Linked DNA regions of Mus musculus: region 1 is linked to region 2. Evidence: chromatin loops called from intact Hi-C (ENCODE). Cell type or tissue: left cerebral cortex. All regions are shown on one strand. Links, peaks and the distances in the headings refer to the core of each region. The heading gives the core; the rest is flanking DNA.

What was found. Peaks named below come from ENCODE experiments on the same cell type or tissue, not always from the same donor. Only the 100,000 strongest peaks of a DNase experiment are listed, where the experiment ranks them.
Region 1: it touches region 2 in a loop (2.7-fold over the local background); 4 of 42 quality-filtered maps call a loop at or near these places.

The regions. Positions count from the first base shown.
Region 1 is chrX:159,148,995-159,159,256 of GRCm38, forward strand. No RefSeq gene overlaps it. Among named protein-coding and RNA genes, the nearest start is that of Rps6ka3, 100 kb to the right of the region's middle. In left cerebral cortex, for the core only: no CTCF peak of the experiment used is centred there; DNase peaks (open chromatin) are centred at 6,576, 6,905 and 8,192.
Region 2 is chrX:159,205,144-159,215,405 of GRCm38, forward strand. No RefSeq gene overlaps it. Among named protein-coding and RNA genes, the nearest start is that of Rps6ka3, 46 kb to the right of the region's middle. In left cerebral cortex, for the core only: no CTCF peak of the experiment used is centred there; DNase peaks (open chromatin) are centred at 5,513, 5,952, 6,216, 8,732 and 1 more place; H3K27ac peaks cover 190 bases.

The DNA of each region.
Region 1 (10,262 bases), core at 1,580-9,579, 56 kb before region 2:
AAAAAGGAAGGTGTTTTGTGTCCAACAAACAAAAACAAAGCCTCTTTATCAAGCATAAATTTGACAAACACTATGCCGGGGTCTAGCAAACACAGAAGTGGATGATCACAGTCAGCTATTGGATGGGTCACACGGCCCCCAATGGAGGAGCTAGAGAAAGTACCCAAGGAGCTAAAGGGATCTGCAACCCTATAGGTGGAACATTATGAACTAACCAGTATCCCGGAGCTCTTGACTCTAGCTGCATATGTATCAAAAGATGGCCTAATAGGCCATCACTTGAAAGAGAGGCCCATTGGACTTGCAAACTTTATATGCCCCAGTGCAGGGGAACACCAGGGCCAAAAAGGGGGAGTGGGTGGGTAGGGGATTGTGGTGGTGAGTATGGGGGACTTTTGGGATAGCATTGGAAATGTAAACAAGGAAAATACCTAATAAAAAAAATTTGACAAACACATGGAAAAAAAGTGGGCAAAAGGTATTAAAAGGAATCCCAGGAGAAATCCAAGCAACCAATTAACATATACAAGATTTTGTCCAATTAGCAAGCAAAGAAACACAATCATTTATATCTGTCAAGGAAAAAGACACTTTTTTCTGATCTTTTCTATTTTTCCTAAATGCTGTGCTTACTTCCCTTTTATAAAGATATGCCAGCAGGATATTTGAAGCTATTCAAGCTTAAAATTGGTACAACTTGTAGGGAAGGAAATAGAGTAAAATTTTCTGAAAACTGATCTGTTTAATCTTGGGGATTCCCAATCTAAAGGGGAAAAAAATCAAAATTACTGTGAAAGAATGCTCATCAAAGAGTCTTTTCTGATTTAAAAGAAACTCAAGAAATTTAATTATCTGACAACATGAAAAGAGTTAAATAACAATATGGTACAGCCATGTGATGAAAAGTTACAAGCATCACATGAACATGTCTAAATACACTTTCATAGCTGAAAAACGTATCCATGAAGAAATATTAAATTAAAACAAAAAATGCAAAATAGTAGATATCATGTTGGGAGCCGCGCCCACATTCGCCGTTACAAGATGGCGCTGACAGCTGTGTTCTAAGTGGTAAACAAATAATCTGCGCATGTGCCGAGGGTGGTTCTTCACTCCATGTGCTCTGCCTTCCCCGTGACGTCAACTCGGCCGATGGGCTGCAGCCAATCAGGGAGTGACACGTCCTAGGCGAAGGAGAATTCTCCTTAATAGGGACGGGGTTTCGTTTTCTCTCTCTCTTGCTTCTTGCACTCTGGCTCCTGAAGATGTAAGCAATAAAGCTTTGCCGCAGAAGATTCTGGTTTGTTGCGTCTTTCCTGGCCGGTCGTGAGAACGCGTCAAATAACAATTGGTGCCGAATTCCGGGACGAGAAAAAACTCGGGACTGGCGCAAGGAAGATCCCTCATTCCAGAACCAGAACTGCGGGTCGCGGTAATAAAGGTTCCCGTAAAGCAGACTGTTAAGAAGGATTCAACTGTATGAATTCAGAACTTTTCAGCTGGGGAACGAGAGTACCAGTGAGTACAGCTTTACGAGGTAAGTCTGATCTTGAACTTTCTAAGGAAATTCAAGACAGTCTATCAGAAGTAAAGTGGAAAATGTTTGGCCTTGGATTTTTTCTAGTGTTAGAAGCCCTTTTGTTCCTTTTCACATGTTATCAAGTGGTTAAGGCAGGGCGGATTCTAGATGAAATTCAGGACAAGCTATCAGAAGTAAAGCGGGGAGAGAGAGTAGGAGCAAAGAGAAAATATGGTACACAAAATAAGTATACAGGCCTTTCCAAGGGTCTTGAACCCGAGGAAAAGTTTAGGTCAGGTAAGAATACCTGGGGAGAGATTAGAAGGAAGGAAAAGAAAAAAGAAAAGAAAAAAGATCGATTAGCGGAGGTCTCTAGGAGATACTCGTCACTAGATGAGCTCAGGAAGCCAGCTCTTAGTAGCTCTGAAGCAGATGAAGAATTCTCCTCTGAGGAAACAGACTGGGAGGAAGAAGCAGCTCATTATGAGAAAAAAGGGTACCAGCCAGGTAAAGTGCTAGCTAATCAGTTAAGGAAGCCAAAAGCGGCTGGCGAAGGCCAGTTTGCTGATTGGCCTCAGGGCAGTCGGCTTCAAGGTCCGCCCTATGCGGAGTCCCCGCCCTGCGTAGTGCGTCAGCCCTGCGCAGAGAGGCAGTGCGCAGACTCATTCATTCCCAGAGAGGAACAAAGGAAAATACAACAGGCATTTCCGGTCTTTGAAGGAGCCGAGGGTGGGCGTGTCCACGCTCCGGTAGAATACTTACAAATTAAAGAAATTGCCGAGTCGGTCCGTAAATACGGAACCAATGCTAATTTTACCTTGGTGCAGTTAGACAGGCTCGCCGGCATGGCACTAACTCCTGCTGACTGGCAAACGGTTGTAAAAGCCGCTCTCCCTAGTATGGGCAAATATATGGAATGGAGAGCTCTTTGGCATGAAGCTGCACAAGCGCAGGCCCGAGCAAACGCAGCTGCTTTGACTCCAGAGCAGAGAGATTGGACTTTTGACTTGTTAACGGGTCAGGGAGCTTATTCTGCTGATCAAACAAACTACCATTGGGGAGCTTATGCCCAAGTTTCTTCCACGGCTATTAGGGCCTGGAAGGCGCTCTCCCGAGCAGGTGAAACCACTGGTCAATTAACAAAAGTTGTCCAGGGACCTCAGGAATCCTTCTCAGATTTTGTGGCCAGAATGACAGAGGCAGCAGAGCGTATTTTTGGAGAGTCAGAGCAAGCTGCGCCTCTGATAGAACAGCTAATCTATGAGCAAGCCACAAAGGAGTGCCGAGCGGCCATAGCCCCAAGAAAGAACAAAGGCTTACAAGACTGGCTCAGGGTCTGTCGAGAGCTTGGGGGACCTCTCACCAATGCAGGCTTAGCGGCCGCCATCCTCCAATCTCAGAACCGCTCCATGAGCAGAAATGATCAGAGGACATGTTTTAATTGCGGAAAGCCTGGGCATTTTAAGAAAGATTGCAGAGCTCCAGATAAACAGGGAGGGACTCTCACTCTTTGCTCTAAGTGTGGCAAGGGTTATCATAGAGCTGACCAGTGTCGCTCTGTGAGGGATATAAAGGGCAGAGTCCTTCCCCCACCTGATAGTCAATCAACTGATGTGCCAAAAAACGGGTCATCGGGCCCTCGGTTCCAGGGCCCTCAAAGATATGGGAACCGGTTTGTCAGGACCCAGGAAGCAGTCAGAGAGGCGACCCAGGAAGACCCACAAGGGTGGACCTGCGTGCCGCCTCCGACTTCCTATTAATGCCTCAAATGAGTATTCAGCCGGTGCCAGTGGAGCCTATACCATCCTTGCCCCCGGGAACCATGGGCCTTATTCTCGGCCGGGGTTCACTCACCTTGCAGGGCTTAGTAGTCCACCCTGGAGTTATGGATTGTCAACATTCCCCTGAAATACAGGTCCTGTGCTCAAGCCCTAAGGGCGTTTTTTCTATTAGTAAAGGAGATAGGATAGCTCAGCTGCTGCTCCTCCCTGATAATACCAGGGAAAAATCTGCAGGACCTGAGATAAAGAAAATGGGCTCCTCAGGAAATGATTCTGCCTATTTGGTTGTATCTTTAAATGATAGACCTAAGCTCCGCCTTAAGATTAATGGAAAAGAGTTTGAAGGCATCCTTGATACCGGAGCAGATAAAAGTATAATTTCTACACATTGGTGGCCCAAAGCATGGCCCACCACAGAGTCATCTCATTCATTACAGGGCCTAGGATATCAATCATGTCCCACTATAAGCTCCATTGCCTTGACGTGGGAATCCTCTGAAGGACAGCAAGGGAAATTCATACCTTATGTGCTCCCACTCCCGGTTAACCTCTGGGGAAGGGATATTATGCAGCATTTGGGCCTTATTTTGTCCAATGAAAACGCCCCATCGGGAGGGTATTCAGCTAAAGCAAAAAATATCATGGCAAAGATGGGTTATAAAGAAGGAAAAGGGTTAGGACATCAAGAACAGGGAAGGATAGAGCCCATCTCACCTAATGGAAACCAAGACAGACAGGGTCTGGGTTTTCCTTAGCGGCCATTGGGGCAGCACGACCCATACCATGGAAAACAGGGGACCCAGTGTGGGTTCCTCAATGGCACCTATCCTCTGAAAAACTGGAAGCTGTGATTCAACTGATAGAGGAACAATTAAAACTAGGCCATATTGAACCCTCTACCTCACCTTGGAATACTCCAATTTTTGTAATTAAGAAAAAGTCAGGAAAGTGGAGACTGCTCCATGACCTCAGAGCCATTAATGAGCAAATGAACTTATTTGGCCCAGTACAGAGGGGTCTCCCTGTACTTTCCGTCTTACCACGTGGCTGGAATTTAATTATTATAGATATTAAAGATTGTTTCTTTTCTATACCTTTGTGTCCAAGGGAATACTGATGTCCCTCGTCTTGGTGATGTCCAGGGCGTCAATAATAAAGAGAGAGCAGCGTTGGGGGATAATGTCGATATTTCCACTCCCAATGACGGTGATGTATAATGCTCAAGTATTCTCCTGCTTTTTTACCACTAACTGGGAACTGGGTTTGGCCTTGATTCAGACAGCCTTGGCTCTGTCTGGACAGGTCCAGACGACTGACACCATTAACACTTTGTCAGCCTCAGTGACTACAGTCATAGATGAACAGGCCTCAGCTAATGTCAAGATACAGGGAGGTCTCATGCTGGTTAATCAACTCATAGATCTTGTCCAGATACAACTAGATGTATTATGACAAATAACTCAGCTGGGATGTGAACAAAAGTTTCCGGGATTGTGTGTTATTTCCATTCAGTATGTTAAATTTACTAGGGCAGCTAATTTGTCAAAAAGTCTTTTTCAGTATATGTTACAGAATTGGATGGCTGAATTTGAACAGATCCTTCGGGAATTGAGACTTCAGGTCAACTCCACGCGCTTGGACCTGTCCCTGACCAAAGGATTACCCAATTGGATCTCCTCAGCATTTTCCTTCTTTAAAAAATGGGTGGGATTAATATTATTTGGAGATACACTTTGCTGTGGATTAGTGTTGCTTCTTTGATTGGTCTGTAAGCTTAAGGCCCAAACTAGGAGAGACAAGGTGGTTATTGCCCAGGCGCTTGCAGGACTAGAACATGGAGCTTCCCCTGATATATCTATGCTTAGGCAATAGGTCGCTGGCCACTCAGCTCTTATATCCCATGAGGCTAGTCTCATTGCACGGGATAGAGTGAGTGTGCTTCAGCAGCCCGAGAGAGTTGCACGGCTAAGCACTGCAATGGAAAGGCTCTGCGGCATATATGAGCCTATTCTAGGGAGACATGTCATCTTTCATGAAGGTTCAGTGTCCTAGTTCCCTTCCCCCAGGCAAAACGACACGGGAGCAGGTCAGGGTTGCTCTGGGTAAAAGCCTGTGAGCCTAAGAGCTAATCCTGTACATGGCTCCTTTACCTACACACTGGGGATTTGACCTCTATCTCCACTCTCATTAATAGGGTGGCCTATTTGCTCTTATTAAAAGGAAAGGGGGAGATGTTGGGAGCCGCGCCCACATTCGCCGTTACAAGATGGCGCTGACAGCTGTGTTCTAAGTGGTAAACAAATAATCTGCGCATGTGCCGAGGGTGGTTCTTCACTCCATGTGCTCTGCCTTCCCCGTGACGTCAACTCGGCCGATGGGCTGCAGCCAATCAGGGAGTGACACGTCCTAGGCGAAGGAGAATTCTCCTTAATAGGGACGGGGTTTCGTTTTCTCTCTCTCTTGCTTCTTGCACTCTGGCTCCTGAAGATGTAAGCAATAAAGCTTTGCCGCAGAAGATTCTGGTTTGTTGCGTCTTTCCTGGCCGGTCGTGAGAACGCGTCAAATAACAATATCATATACCCATAAATAGATGTAACTATAGATAGATTAAACACACCCCTATACCATTAACAATGAGTATGTGTGCATGTGTATGTGTGCCTATGTTGATATTTCTCATATATACATATGAGAAATATATATATAATGGTTTCTGGGTTGTGAATTACTAGTGTTTTGTTTGTTTGTTTTTTCTAGTTGTTTATATTTAATAAATTTAATGAAATTTCCATAGTAAGCATGTATTATCAAAATGTGAAAATGTTAGATAACAAATAACTCAATATACTATAGAGCACAAGAAGTATGAAAGGGGCTTTTAGATCTCTCACTTCACTTTTAACCATGTATTCTGTTACATGCAACTATGAATAGACAGACACTGCTTATAGACTGACTATTTAGCCCTTAAAAATAATATGTGTAGTAATATACTGTTACCATTTAGATCCTAATGAAATGCCCAGAATTTTCTTACATGGTCAACACTCTGCAGTTCTGCATAGTTCTGCATAGTGTTTCCTAATCTATGTGGTGAATATTTATGAGTGTGTCTGGATCTAGATTTTACATAACATTGCCATTTTAAGAAAGATGAGTTTGTCATGCTGTTGGCAAAAACCAATGCACCATTTCTAAGGTTTATGTTGTCACTTGGTCCAGCTTCCAAGCCCAGCATACCCGTGTACACCCACAGCCTTGCTGGGTACTGTAACCCGCTCCTTTCCCCCTTGTAGTCAGGAAAGATTTCAGAGTATCCTTCTACACTTACGAGTAGCTGCCTACCAAGATCTTTTTATCATATCCTCAAAACCACTCAACTCTTTTTCATTTGCCTTTTTCCACCTACAATAACTTCAACTCTTTCCTCTTTCTGAAAACAAGGAAGTTCTCTTGGTATTTATGTACTTGCTTTGCTAGGAAACAAGTTGGAATTAAGCCACATTTCTATTCAGTGTCAATAAAGCTCATAAAAAGAGACCAGCTCCCCACCTCCGTTTAAGCCTCTTGGTCAAATTTACTCAGCTTTGCAGTCAGCAATCGTCCCACTCATAGTGCCAGGGTTTCTTCACAGAATGAATAACCTGGACCTAGAGATCTGTGACTAAGCACATTTGCCTAGCCCTCCCTTTCCCTCATTACACAGCTTTCAGAATTCAGCTTCCTCTGTCTACCAGTGAATATGTGAAGTGCAGAGGCACTCCATCCCAAACTCCAGTCGAATATAGCAGCTTCCTCTTCACTGATTCCCTGACAGCATGCTCGTGGGTAAACAAGCATACCCAAGTGTCTGGCCCCATCAGTGCTGTCTACATCCACATCTGGGTCCGTAGCCAGGAAATAGATACTAAATAGAGCTATAGAGAACTTTTATTCTCAAAACACCATGATGGGGTATGTGGTCAAGTTCATAATAACAGGACTTGGGACAGCTCAGAGGTGCTAGGCCCTGGGTTCAAACTCTGACACAAAAATACCATAAGGACAGAAAATCCAAGGACAGTCAGCAGGAGGGACATGGGAAGTTAGTGTATAACCAGTGCATGTTTTCTGCTTAGAAACATGAAAAAGTTCTGGAAATGAATGGTGGTGTTGGCCACACACTGATACAGATATATTTAATGTCACTGGATGTACAATGAAAGAAAAAAAATGATGAGAGAGAAAAAAATCCAGCCCTGTTTGTCTGTGTAATCCAAACCTCTTATCTAGATGTTGCTTCTTAACATTCCAGATGGGTGAGCTCTTAGATACTCAGAGTTCCACACCAGGTCAGCTGCTGAAAGGAAACTGGAAAGCACAGGAGAGAAAGGTGACTTGGTTACAGCCATGTCCCCAGTGCCCGCAAAGAAGCTGCACTAAAAGGCACTGGGTTCTGGAATTGCTTGCTAATGGCTCCTTTTCCAGCAGACACTGGCTTTGGAACTCCATCCCGGGTACTTGTTTGTAGACTTTACATTGCCTGGGGGAGGGGACCAAGAGCGATCCAACCTCAACTGAACCTTGCTTATTTGTTCAGCAGCTCCACAAAGTGCCACCCCAGGGGGACTTTTTTTTAAAAGGGAAAAAAATAGTATCTTTTCCCCTCCCCCAATGGTATCCAATCCTTGAGAGCCACCTTAGTCACGCCTGCCCTTAACTCAAATATCAGAGAAGAGTAATGAGAGGAGTCAGTAACTCTGAACAGCTTGGCATGGTTCTGAGCTATCCCTCCACCCCACCCCCGACTCCTCAGTAAAACTCCTAAGTCAAAAGATGGAATTTTTTGCTGGAACCATTTTCAAGTCGAGCAAATCTGCCACATTCCTTCAAGGACAGCTGCAGCAAGTGCAGCTACTGAGCTGTTGTGCAACATTCCGCCAATATTGGCACAATGGAGCACATGGATAAAACATGACATGCTTTCTCTGTTTTCCATGTTTTACCACAAAATTCTGTTCAAGAAAGTCTGTGACTCTTTAATGCCTGTCATTTCCCTGGGCTCATCTGGAAATCTGGAAAGTTCCCTTTTGGGCACAGTCCCTCTCTGTTGGATGGCAGACATCATTCCTTCCCACTTCAGCAGCACATGCCTTTTAACCTGAACCTGAACTAATGTTCACGTGGTATGTATAGCGAAGAGACTGGAACTGTTGTTTGTATTTAGCATCTGCAGATGATAATATGTGGGGCCCTGAATCTTGACATCTCAATTTCCTGAGGTAGCTGAAGACCCACTAATATACAGAGACCAAATCCGTGCCTTCAATTACCATTTTACAACTGCCTTGCTCTGGGGAAACAGTATTGGTAACACTTCTGTGCATGTGCAATCTGTTTAGGTGGGACATCCATGGCAATTAGCAGCAAAGTGTGACTTGAAATGTGCTACAACAACAAATTTTGAACCTGAGATTATAATATATGCAGCCTGAATCTGAAACTGCAGAGAAAAGAAATAGACTGGAAACCACTCATAGTATCATAAAACAGCTCTAATTTAACTTAATGTTTAGGAATGGGGGGTGAACCACATATCTCCATTTTGTAGAAATTGTTGTGGTGAATATTTGGAATACCTCCTTCTGGGAGAAAATATTGACCTCACTTTTACTCAAATGAACCTGATAAATTAAAGAGAAAGATACTGAAGACAGTTGAAAATATTTTTCAATATATATATATATATATATATTGCCAAGCCAAAATACTTTCCAAAGGCCAGTATGTCTAAGAAGTGAATTACATCTTTCAAGACTCCAAAGATCATTCCAGATTCAATTTTATAAAAAGAAGTAGCATTTTGACTAAAATGTTTGTTCAACCATAGATTGCCAAGCCCCACCCAATGCACCTTTGCTATAGCAAAATTTCAGCACAATAATATCACTACAAAGTTCAAACATGGTAAGCAAGAACTACAAAACTTAATAGAAGCTCACTGCTCTAACATGGAAGAGATGTTCTGCCAAAGGTGACTGCCATTTACATTTTCATAAGATTAAACTGAAAAAAACAAAAACTCTCAGCCCAGAGGAACAACTTGGTAAACCTACACAATGGCACTTTTATAAAGACGTTTGTTTTACTAAGTCATGGGTATGAGTGTTTTCCTTGCATATATGTATATGCAGCTGGTGCTCACAAATGTCAACTTGAGGGTTTTGGATCCCCTGGGACTTGAATTACAGAAAATTGTGAGCTTCCTTGTAGGTGCTAAGAATCAAACCTGGGTCTTCTGCAAGAGGAACAAGAGCTCTTAAACCTTGAGCCATCATCTCTCCAGCCCTCAATGATGGCATTTAAAAACGAAATTGCCTCCTCTTGATTTCTGTGATTTTGATTACTTGCTATTGCAGACATCACAATTTTCCTAACAGTAAAGTCCTCTGGCCTTTAACAGAGCCTCTGGTGAAAGAAGCTGTGTTTCCCCACTTGAACACTTGACTACAAATAATGTAAGACATCCACATTGTGAAGAAACACTGACAAAGGCAAGTGTATGTGGTGCAGTTAACTATCAAACGTCAGATTCAAATTAAAAAGAATATTGATAATAACCCGAACAGTCATGAATAGGGGACTCATAGAAATCTATGATCTCTCCCTGAAATGAGAACCATAAAAAAAGAAGAAAAAGAAGATTCTCTCTGTACACGTATTAAAATGTTAGAAGTAAATATTAGACTGCACTCTAAAATATAGTGTTGAGAAAAGCAGGTTAGATTTTCAGGCTCTTGAACTATATGTTTTTTCTGGGTCTCTGGCATGCAGCGAAAAGATAACCAGACTTTCCAGTCCCCAGCCTATTCATTGGCATAGGTCCACAAGACAAATTATAGAAATCTGTCATCTATTTGTGTCTGGGGAGACAATAGACCCATTAGTAAAGTGCTTGCCACAGAAACAGGAAAACCTGAGTT
Region 2 (10,262 bases), core at 1,443-9,442:
TACATATGTGCCAGGGACCTCGGACCAGCCCATGCATGCTCTTTGGTTGGTGGCTGTCTCTGGGAGTTCCCAGGGGTCCGGGTTAGTTGACACTGTTATTCTTTCTATGAGGTTGCCATCCCCTTCAGTTCCTTCAGTCCTCCCCCTAACTCTTCCAGAAGGCCCCCGACCTCCATCCAATGCTTGGCTGTGAGTATCTGCATCTGTCTCAGTCAGCTGCTAGTAGAATCTCTGAGAGAACAGCCATGCCAGGCTCCTGCCTGCAAGCACAACATAGCATCAGTAATAGTGTCATGGATTGGTGCCCACCCATGGGATAGATCCCAAGTTTGGAGAGTCACTGGTCAGCCATTCCTTCAGTTTCTGCTCCATTTTTGTCCCTGCATTTCTTTTAGACAAGAGCAATTCAGGGTCAAATGTTTTTGTAGGTGGGTTGGTGTCCCTATTCCTTTACTAGAGGTCCTATCTGACTACTGGAGGTTGTCTCTTTAGGTTCCATATCCCCACTGTTGAGCATTTTTGGCTAAGGTCACCCACACTGGGTCCTGGGATTTCCCTCATCCCAGGTCTCTGGGACTTTCTAGAGGTTCCCCACCCCCACCCCTGGCAGCTGCATATTTCCATTCATTTTCCTGACCCTCTGAGCCTCTCTCCTGTTCTCCCCCATTCTGCTTCCTTTCCCCCTTTCCCCCTTTCCCCTTTCCCCTTTCCCCCTTTCCCCTTTCCCCCTTTCCCCCTTTCCCCCTTTCCCCCTTTCCCCCTTTTCCCCTTTCCCCTCTCCCACCCAGGTCTCTCCCTCTGCCTTCTATAATTATTTTTCTCCTCCTAAATGGAATTTAAGAATCCTCACTTGGGCCTTCCTCAGAAACTGGAATCAACCCAGATACAGATACAGAGACAAAGACAGATGATACAGAGACAGAGACAGATACAGAGACAGATACAGATACAGATACAGATACAGATACAGATACAGATACAGATACAGATACAGATACAGATACAGAGACAGAGACAGAGACAGAGACAGAGACAGAGACAGAGACAGATACAGATACAGATGCAGATACAGATACAGATGATACAGAGACAGAAAATGTGGTTCATCTATACAATGGAATAATATTCAGCTATTAAAAACAAGGATATCATGAATTTTGCAGGCAAATGTATGGAAATAGAAAATATCATCCCACAAACTCTACGATGTTAAATAAATACGCATTTATGTATTGATTCCATCAACAAGTACTATGGTGGTATACTGTATGTCAGGTAGCCATATCTAACCCAAACCAGAAAACTTCCTTTGCTTTCACAGAACCATATAGTTTTCAAAATCGTTGTTAGTTTGTTTCTATGGGGGTTTGTTGTCATTGTTGTAGTTGTCAGTAGTGGTTGTTGTTGTTGTTGTTGTTGTTGTTGAGCTAGGGCCTCACTTTGTAGCCCTGACTGCTCTAGAACTTGCTCTGTAAACCAAGGTTAGCCTTGAACTCACAGAGATGTTTCTGTTTCTGCTGCTTTAGTGCTGGGACTAAAAGCTTTTGCCACTATGTCCAGGTAATTATTATTATTTGAGGCAGAATTTCATGTGTCCTGTAATTATTATTATCATTATTATTATTAGAGGCAGGATTTCATGTGTCCTAAGCTGGCCTCATACTCATATAAGGATGATCTTGGTGTTCTGATCCTATCGGTTCACTTCCCAAGGTCTAAGAAGCCTGGAATGTGTGGGAATAGAGTGTTACAGAGGCACACATGCCACAGATTGCAGGTTTACACCACCACACACAATTTGTGCCATGCTGGGTATTGAACCCAGTGTATTATGCAGGGAGTGAAAACACTGTGCCAACTAAGCTATATACCCTGTCTACTGCATATTTTATTTTTTAATTCATGAAGAAGAGATGTGGAGTGTATACAAATATTAAGTGCACACCTTATTGACTTTCTATATATGTGTCATCTATTCATGTAATCACTAAACACATAAAGACAGAGTGTTTCTAGCACTGAAAACTCCTTTCCAGTCAATATTCTTCTGCCCAGACGCAAACACTATTCCAGCTTCTGTCATCATAGATGGTTTTTGACTGTTTGAATGCTGTAAAAATGAAATTCTATAATATGTTCTTTTGTGGTTTCTTATATTTGTTACTTCTATGATATGTACCCATATAACTGTATTTGTTTATAGTTTGCTTTTTCTCTTGCTGTATAATATTATATCATGGGATAGTCTATTGACTATTCTACCATTTTTTATTTATTCTTATTGGTGGATATTTGGGTTGGTTCCAGGTTTTAGCTATTACAGATAAAGCTGCAGTAAATATGGATTGTTTTAATGTACACAGCACTCATATATCTTGAATGCATACCTTGGAATGGACTGCTGAGTCATAAGTGGCTTTACTAGGCACTGTCCAACAATTTTCCTATGGGGGCAATACCAGCACACACATACCACCATTGTATGTAGATAAGCAAATAAGATGAATATCTCATAATAACGATGTGATATGGAAAAACAAGGTAAGATGACTACTTTAGTTGCATTGACCAGGAAAGTGTCTATAAAAAGTGAATTTTCCTGCCTTGTCCTTCTTTTTTTTTCTTTTTTCTTTTTTTCTTAAATATTTTTTATTACGTATTTTCCTCAATTACATTTCCAATGTTATCCCAAAAGTCCCCCATACCCTCCCCCCCCACTCCCCTACCCACCCATTCCCACTTTTTGGCCCTGGAGTTCCCCTGTACTGGGGTATATAAAGTTTGCGTGTCCAATGGGCCTCTCTTTCCAGTGATGGCCGACTAGGCCATCTTTTGATACATATGCAGCTAGAGTCAAGAGCTCCGGGGTACTGGTTAGTTCATAATGTTGTTCCACCTACAGGGTTGCAGTTCTCTTTAGCTCCTTGGATATTTTCTCTAGCTCTTCCATTGGGGGCCCTGTGATCCATCCAATAGCTGACTGTGAGCATCCACTTATGTGTTTGCTAGGCCCCGGCATAGTCTCACAAGAGAGAGCTATATCAGGGTCCTTTCAGCAAACGCTTGCTAGTGTATGCAATGGCTGCCTTGTCCTTCTAAGTGCTAAGATTACTATAAGTTCACACAAGCCTAGGGTACACAAAAAAAATGAGACAAGCCTGAGCTACATTGCAAAAGCCTCCTGAAATACTATAATTGAAAATGGTATGCAAAATTTAAGAATTAAATTACAAGAAGCTGACCCTACTTGTGTGAACGGAAGAGCATATTAGATAGTGGGTAAAATCAGAAAGAATCCTGGACAAGAAATAACAACTCACTTAAGAAATAGAAAGGACAGCCGGGCCGGGCGTTGGTGGCACACGCCTTTAATCCCAGCACTCGGGAGGCAGAGGCAGGTGGATTTCTGAGTTCGAGGCCAGCCTGGTCTACAGAATGAGTGCCAGGACAGCCAGGGCTACACAGAGAAACCATGTCTAGAAAAAAAAAGAAAGAGAGAGAGGGAGAGGGAGAGAAGGAAGGAAGGAAGGAAGGAAGGAAGGGAGAAAGAACAAGGCTAAGGATCTTGGAATGTGTGGGGGAGGAGTGTTACAGAGCCAGCTGCTACAACAGGTAACTAACTGGAACTTAACTCCGTAGGGAAATTATGAGAAAGGTTAAAAAAAAAATCGCACCACAGAATTGTCCTATCCAAGAGCCAAGACACATCAGGTATTTATGTAACAAGTCCCAATGTCATTGGTTGAGGATTGTTCCTGGTAGATAGCAGATGGAGATTTTAATTTCCTAGAATTTGTACATATATACAAGGTTGACTTCCACATCCTCCACAGAGCTTGAACTTGCGATGTAGACAAGGATGGCCTTGTACTTCTGATCCTTCCACCTGTACCACCCTCAGACTAGGATTATAGTTGTGTGTAACCATACCTGGCCTTTGAAGTATTGGGGATCAAACGCAGGATGTCATGCTTGCTAAGCTAGCTCTCTATCAAACTGAGCTAGCCATGGTTTATATGATCTCTTGATAAGTCTTTCCATTACTGGTTGTCACATGATTCAATGTAAGAAAACGTTCTAAGTATCAATGTCTTCAAACAATACACTTTTATTTAAAAGTCTGTGGGTTGGAAATTTAGCCTGAACTCAAATGAGCCATGCTTCTGATTGCAACTGAACTCATAGACCTTACCGAATGATCTAGGGAAACCCCAGCTGCAATAACTAGGGAAATCGGCCCTGATCTTGTTGAATCTTCTAGAAGGTTCTCAGGCAAATACAAAAAAAAAAAAAAAAGTATGACAAGGGATCCCAAGGTCTCTTGAAGCCTAACATTGAAACTGGCCCAACCAACATTTCTACCCCATTTTATTGTCAAACATAAGTCAGAAAAGCAGCTTAGATTCAAGGGAAAAGAAACAGAGTCTTCCAGTTTAATGAATGAAGCACCAAGGAAGTAGGAAGACATGAAGGACTAAACTCATCAGTGAAATCTATCATACTTTAACATTTTTCTTTTGATAAAATGTTGAATATATTTTTGTACATAAATTATACATTAGACGAGTAGCTTTAAGTTGGAGTATATGGCCTCTTCTCTTTTAATCTCCAAGTTTCTACATTATAAAACATCAAAATATGTAAGCATGTATTATGAGCAGCAATGATTTTACTTTGCATTATTAGATATTCTTTTGGCTCTCATGCTTATGCAGACAGCAAAGAATTTTTGGGTTCTTGTGTCTATTCAGAAAGCAATGTTTTGAGGTTTTTTGGTTTGGTTTGGGGGTTTTTTGGTATTTTTGTTTTTTGTTTTTATTTTTGTTTTATGGGGGTTTTTTTGTGTTTCTCATTTCAATGTAGACACAATGGGAAGGTGGAGAGTATGTAACATGCACAGTACCCTGAGTTCAGTTCCCAGTACTGTAAAAAGAGAAAGGGAGGGGGGAGAGATGAAAAGGATTATGCAAAGTATAATTTCCCTCATAAATATCCCCTTCAGACTTTAGAAACAGGATTATCAGTTGCCCATCTGACAAGCCATCTCAAACTCAAGTTAGATGAAGATCACCCACCACATTAGAATGTGTTTGCTTCAGTTCATGTTGAAGTGAAGGGTGTTTTCCCTATATCTGATATCGTCACTGGAAGTACGTCATTTATGAAAGGAAACAAAGGAGCCACCACTGCTACCACCATCGCCATGGCCATATCATCTTAAATCGGGATAGGGGAGGTTACTGAAACAGCCCTTCAAACACAGTGTCTCCCAGTAAGACACTGCTGCCACTGACGTCAGCAGGAAGGCCGTGTACAGAGTGTCCAGTGGAGAGACGGTACAAAATATTCAAGCTGATGAAGATCCTATGAATCAAATGGCCCTGCTGTGCTCTGCTCAACACTATTTCTGTCTTGCGTGAGGTATGTATCCTGAATTTGATTCACTGGTTTTTAACACCATTCACTGACAGTATGGTGTTTGGTTGAAGCAAGAGACTTCAATTAGGAACTGAAAAATCCTCTGCAGTACGATTGAAGCATAGCAGTTTCAGACAGGTAGAAAGCTGTAAGGACTACAAAAGGCCGGGAAGGAATTGCATTTGTAATTACTTGCTAAGGGAGGATGGGCAATGCAAAAGGTAGCTAAGAAGCAGGTAACTCAGCCAGCCTCAGGCTTGAGTTTGGGACTATGACTCAGGAAGATCTCTTAGTACCCATTGGCCTCAGTTTCTTGATCTGAAAAAATAGAGCTAGTGCAGAAACAATCCAAAAGAAAAAATTTTTTTACATGATGAAATGAAGCAGTCACTAAATGCAGAGTGGGACCTTTTTTTTTTTTAAACCGGAAGTGTTCTTGGAAGTCATTCAAGCCAGTGCTTCACCACCCCCACTTGAGAAGATGTAACACAGAGCCACAAGAAGACTGGAGTCCTGTGGTTACTGCAGCTAGTAGCGCACTCAGGCCGGTAAACCTAAGACTGTTTCCTGTGCTTATTTGCGTTGTTCCTCTACCAGCATACCCTGCTGCCTACCCTCTTCCACAGAGCAGAACTCCAGGAAATAGCTAGGAACTTCTTCCCCTTCCTCTAGAGAGACATGTCTCAGGCACAGGGAACTAAAAGGTATGGACTTTTCTAATGAAGCTTTTGCCTCCTGCTCACTTTAATCCACTGCAAATGTCTCTGGGAAATAAAATATTGGCAGGTTTGTCCAACAGCTGCTCAGCCTAGAGACCACAGCTTATTTTGGTCCATTTATGTTAACTCATCTGTCTTAAGCTCTTTGTTAGTGACTCACTGCATACTGCTACCAAAAATATACACCAAAATCCAAGAATCATTCATATGAAGGGCAAGCCTCTTCCTTAAAATGCTGCATTTCTGCCTTGTTTTGATGAAGTTATTCCTCCCCTGCCCCCATTACGTTTTCCTCTCTCCTTTTCTTTCTTCTCCATCTTTGATCACCACCAGTAGCTTGGAAGCTGCAGGGTGTGATCAAGAGAACTGTAGACAATCTGACTTTGGTGCTGGCCTGAAATTCTTCAGCTGTTAAAACCTAGCAACATCACAACTGTCTAAAGCGTAAGTTTCCTTCCCTATACTATGGCGGGGGGGGGGGCTGTTAATACTGTAGCTCCCACCAACACGATTCCAAGAACTTTCTTGTAACTTCCCCTTAAAGATTCCAATCTCAGAAGAAAGGATCTTTTCTTTCATTACCCTCCGTGTGTGTGTATGTGTGTGTGTGTGTGTGTGTGTGTGTGTGTGTGTGAGTGTGTGTGTACATTCCACATCACACCACACTTGAAAAGGTAAAAGGACACTTTTGTAGAATGGGTCCTCTCTCCATGTGAAATCAATGAAATTAGGTTGCCAAGCTTGGTGGCAAGCACCATTACCCACTGAACCATTCTGCCAAGCCTGTCAGGAGGGTATTCATTTGCTACATAAACTGCATTTTAAAATGAAACATTAACATCCCCCATCTTCTATTAATTGCTCATATAAACAATCTAATTAACATACAGAAGAAATAATCAAGAATAGTATTAAATAGGAAATGAAAAATGTGTGAAAGATAAAGTTGATTTACTTACCAAAATGCACTGAGACTTATCACAGGAAAGAAAACATGTCATCTTTGTTAGACTGAGCAAAATATTGAAGACAATTTATATGCTATGCTGTAGATTTAAAAATAGACAGATGTGGGAAGGATACAGACCAATTTCAGGGTGATGTTGACTTCCAGGGAGGAGGAAAAGGAAGGAGATAGGAGAGCAGATTTCCAAGTGGATGTGAAGTGTATATGTATTATTTTACTTAAGATCTGACACAAACACAGAAAACTGCTAGCATGGGAAACACTAGCCTTTCTTTCTAATTTTAAAGTATATCAAATTTTTAATAATTTTACTACTCAAGTTCATGTAAAATAAGCATATCAACTGAAACTCATAGGTTGTTTGTGGAAGTATAAACTGATTTAAAACACTTTTGGAAATTTAGGTAGCTAACTAAAAAGTAAAACGTATACCAATCACATCTTCTGCAGTATAGACCCAATAGAAACAAATTGATACATTTACAAGAAGACGGATGCAATAATGTTTGGGGTGAGGATGTTACTAACTGGGAGAGTGCCTGCCTAGCAAGGACAAGGCATTATTAGGTTCCATTCTCAATATGAGGAGGAAAAAAAGAATGCATATACCAACATTATCCATAGTAACCACAAATGAAAAAGAGCTCGAATGCTCATCAATTGGTGAAGAAATAAACAAATTATAAATTATTTATGTAATGGAGTACTATTTAGCCATAAAAGAGAGATGCACTCTTTACTCTAATAGTATGGATAAATCTCAAAAAAAAAAAAAACATGCTGAGCCAAAGAAGCCAGATACAAAAGTGTAGTTCTATTTACATTAAATCCTAAACCAGGCAAAACAAAGCTAGAGTGATACAAAACAGAACAGTGGTTGCTTGTTATGGGAAGAGACTCCTGGGAAAAGGGGACGGAGACATTTCTGGAGTGAGGAACATATCTTGATTGGGAAATATCTTGATTAGTGCAGTGATTAGACAGGTTTTGCATCTACAAAACAAAACTTTTCAAACTGTCCATTTCATAGTGTGTAAATGTTGTCTCGATTTTTTTATTTTTTATTTTATTGTTTTTTTTTTTTTGAGACATGGTCTCACTATGTAGACCTGGCTCAACTAGAACTCACTATGCAAGCAAGGCTGGCCTCAAATGTACAGAGATCTACCTGCCTCTGTCTCCCAAGTGCTGGATCAAAGATATGCAGTAGTATGCCCAGCTTACTTCAATCCTTAAAACTACCTAACACCCATAAACTCATCAAGTATCTTCATAGAGTCTTAAGAGATTAGGGAACTCCCCAATCTCTGGGAATCTTTGTACTAAGGACCCCTGAAGCTACTTTCCTCTCTGAATGATGTAGGAGCTTACTTTCCATATTGTTCTTCTCTCTCATTATAAATGAAGGTTTTCTTTGTGGATATTTTAAAGGCACTGTGCTGTAACACAGAGAACGTGGGTTTTAGAAATAGCCTAAGTTTTGCCTTTGAGCTTCTGCTTCTTAGATCACTGGCTGTGTGTCTCTGGGCAAGGAAGTGACCCCCTGGAGTTTATTTTCTTAACCTTACAGGGAAAGTGCAAAGCCTAATTCCTAAGGTTATTTGGAAGATGAAATTAGCTCACACAAGCAAGTGTGTATTTCACACCACCAGGCTTAGCGCAGATGCTCCATACATTCTGGTTTCCTTTTCTTCCTTCCTTTACTTTTTATAGACCCTCCACGGAACGGAAACTCTGTATCTCTTCCATCATCACAGTTCAAATCCTGAGGATATAGGAATAGCCTCCCTGCTCTCAGATGGAATGAACAAAAGTGCACTGCTTGGGTACTGGCAAAGGGGCTGCTGCTCTGAGTCACATGGTTTCAAGGGTCTTATTCTGTCACCTCCCCTCTGGCCCTACAGAAATTGGTTGTTCCAGGTCTGTGCCCTTCCGGGACCTCAGACTATGCTATCCAAATGGCTAACCTGGGCATCTTGCCTGGTCCATCTTTCAGAGAGCAGACTGTCACAAGTGTGTACATCCACAAAACCATTGGGAAAAACAATGTCGGAGATGTGTGCACAGAACTTGGACATTCAAATCAGGTGTTCACCCATTTGATGTAAGACACTTCTTGGCACTGTGACAACTTCAAAGTGGAAAAAAAAGAAAATTGACCTTGGAATTAAGACTAGGATCCAGGGGGCAGGCATGACCCCGAGGAGGCCAAGAACTCTAAATCCTAATGTAGTCTTCCAAATACTGAAGAATTTTAGATGAAGTAAAAGACATAATTGTAATAAATTCAAACATTTAAACATATAGACAATATGAACTTCTATTTGTATTCGTGTACCATACCCTTAAATGGTAGGTAGGGGTTGCTTTCATGCCTGCCTCTTTTTTTTTTTAATCTTATTACAACTTGTCATTTAAATTTTTAAGTGGCTAACTCCCCATTTAGAAAAATTTCTGCTTTCATGACTGCTATATTTATAACCTGCAAAACAGTGCCTGGTCCACAGGAGGAGCAAAGTAAGATATTTCTTGAACTAATCCATGGGCAATTTGATGAATGGATTTTCATTTGTATGCCTTGGTTAGATTTAATACTTCACAACATGAAAACAGAAAAAAAACACAATAATATTGCTGAGACTGTGGATATAGCTTAAAAGGCAGAGGGCTCACCTAGCGTACGTGAAGCCCTGGGTATAGTGGTACGTACCCATTATCCCAGCACTTGGAAAGGGAAGAGGCTCAGAAAACCGAAGTCCTCTTCAGCTACTTACCAAGTTCAAGGCCAGCCTGGAAAGCATGAAACCCTACCCCCAATTTTTTTTTTCTCAAAACTAAGATCTGAAAATAAAGCTTTATAAATAGGCCAACACAGTTGCATTTTGGATATTTACTTTCAATAAAACCTATGGGCACAGACTCCATTTTTCTTTCTTTTGCTTTACTTTCCCTATAGCCTGCCGGCTCATATTACACAGAGCCCAGGCCTCTTGACAGGCCCCTACTTGATCTTTGTCAGGCACCGTTCATGCATTCATCTGCTTCTGTCTCCTTCCCTTTTCTACTGAGAAGCACGAGGCACATCACTTCCACCTTTGTTCTGTCACAGCTTCAAGAGCCATTCCCTTGTGCCTGGCACAGTCTCAGCCTGGGAGCAA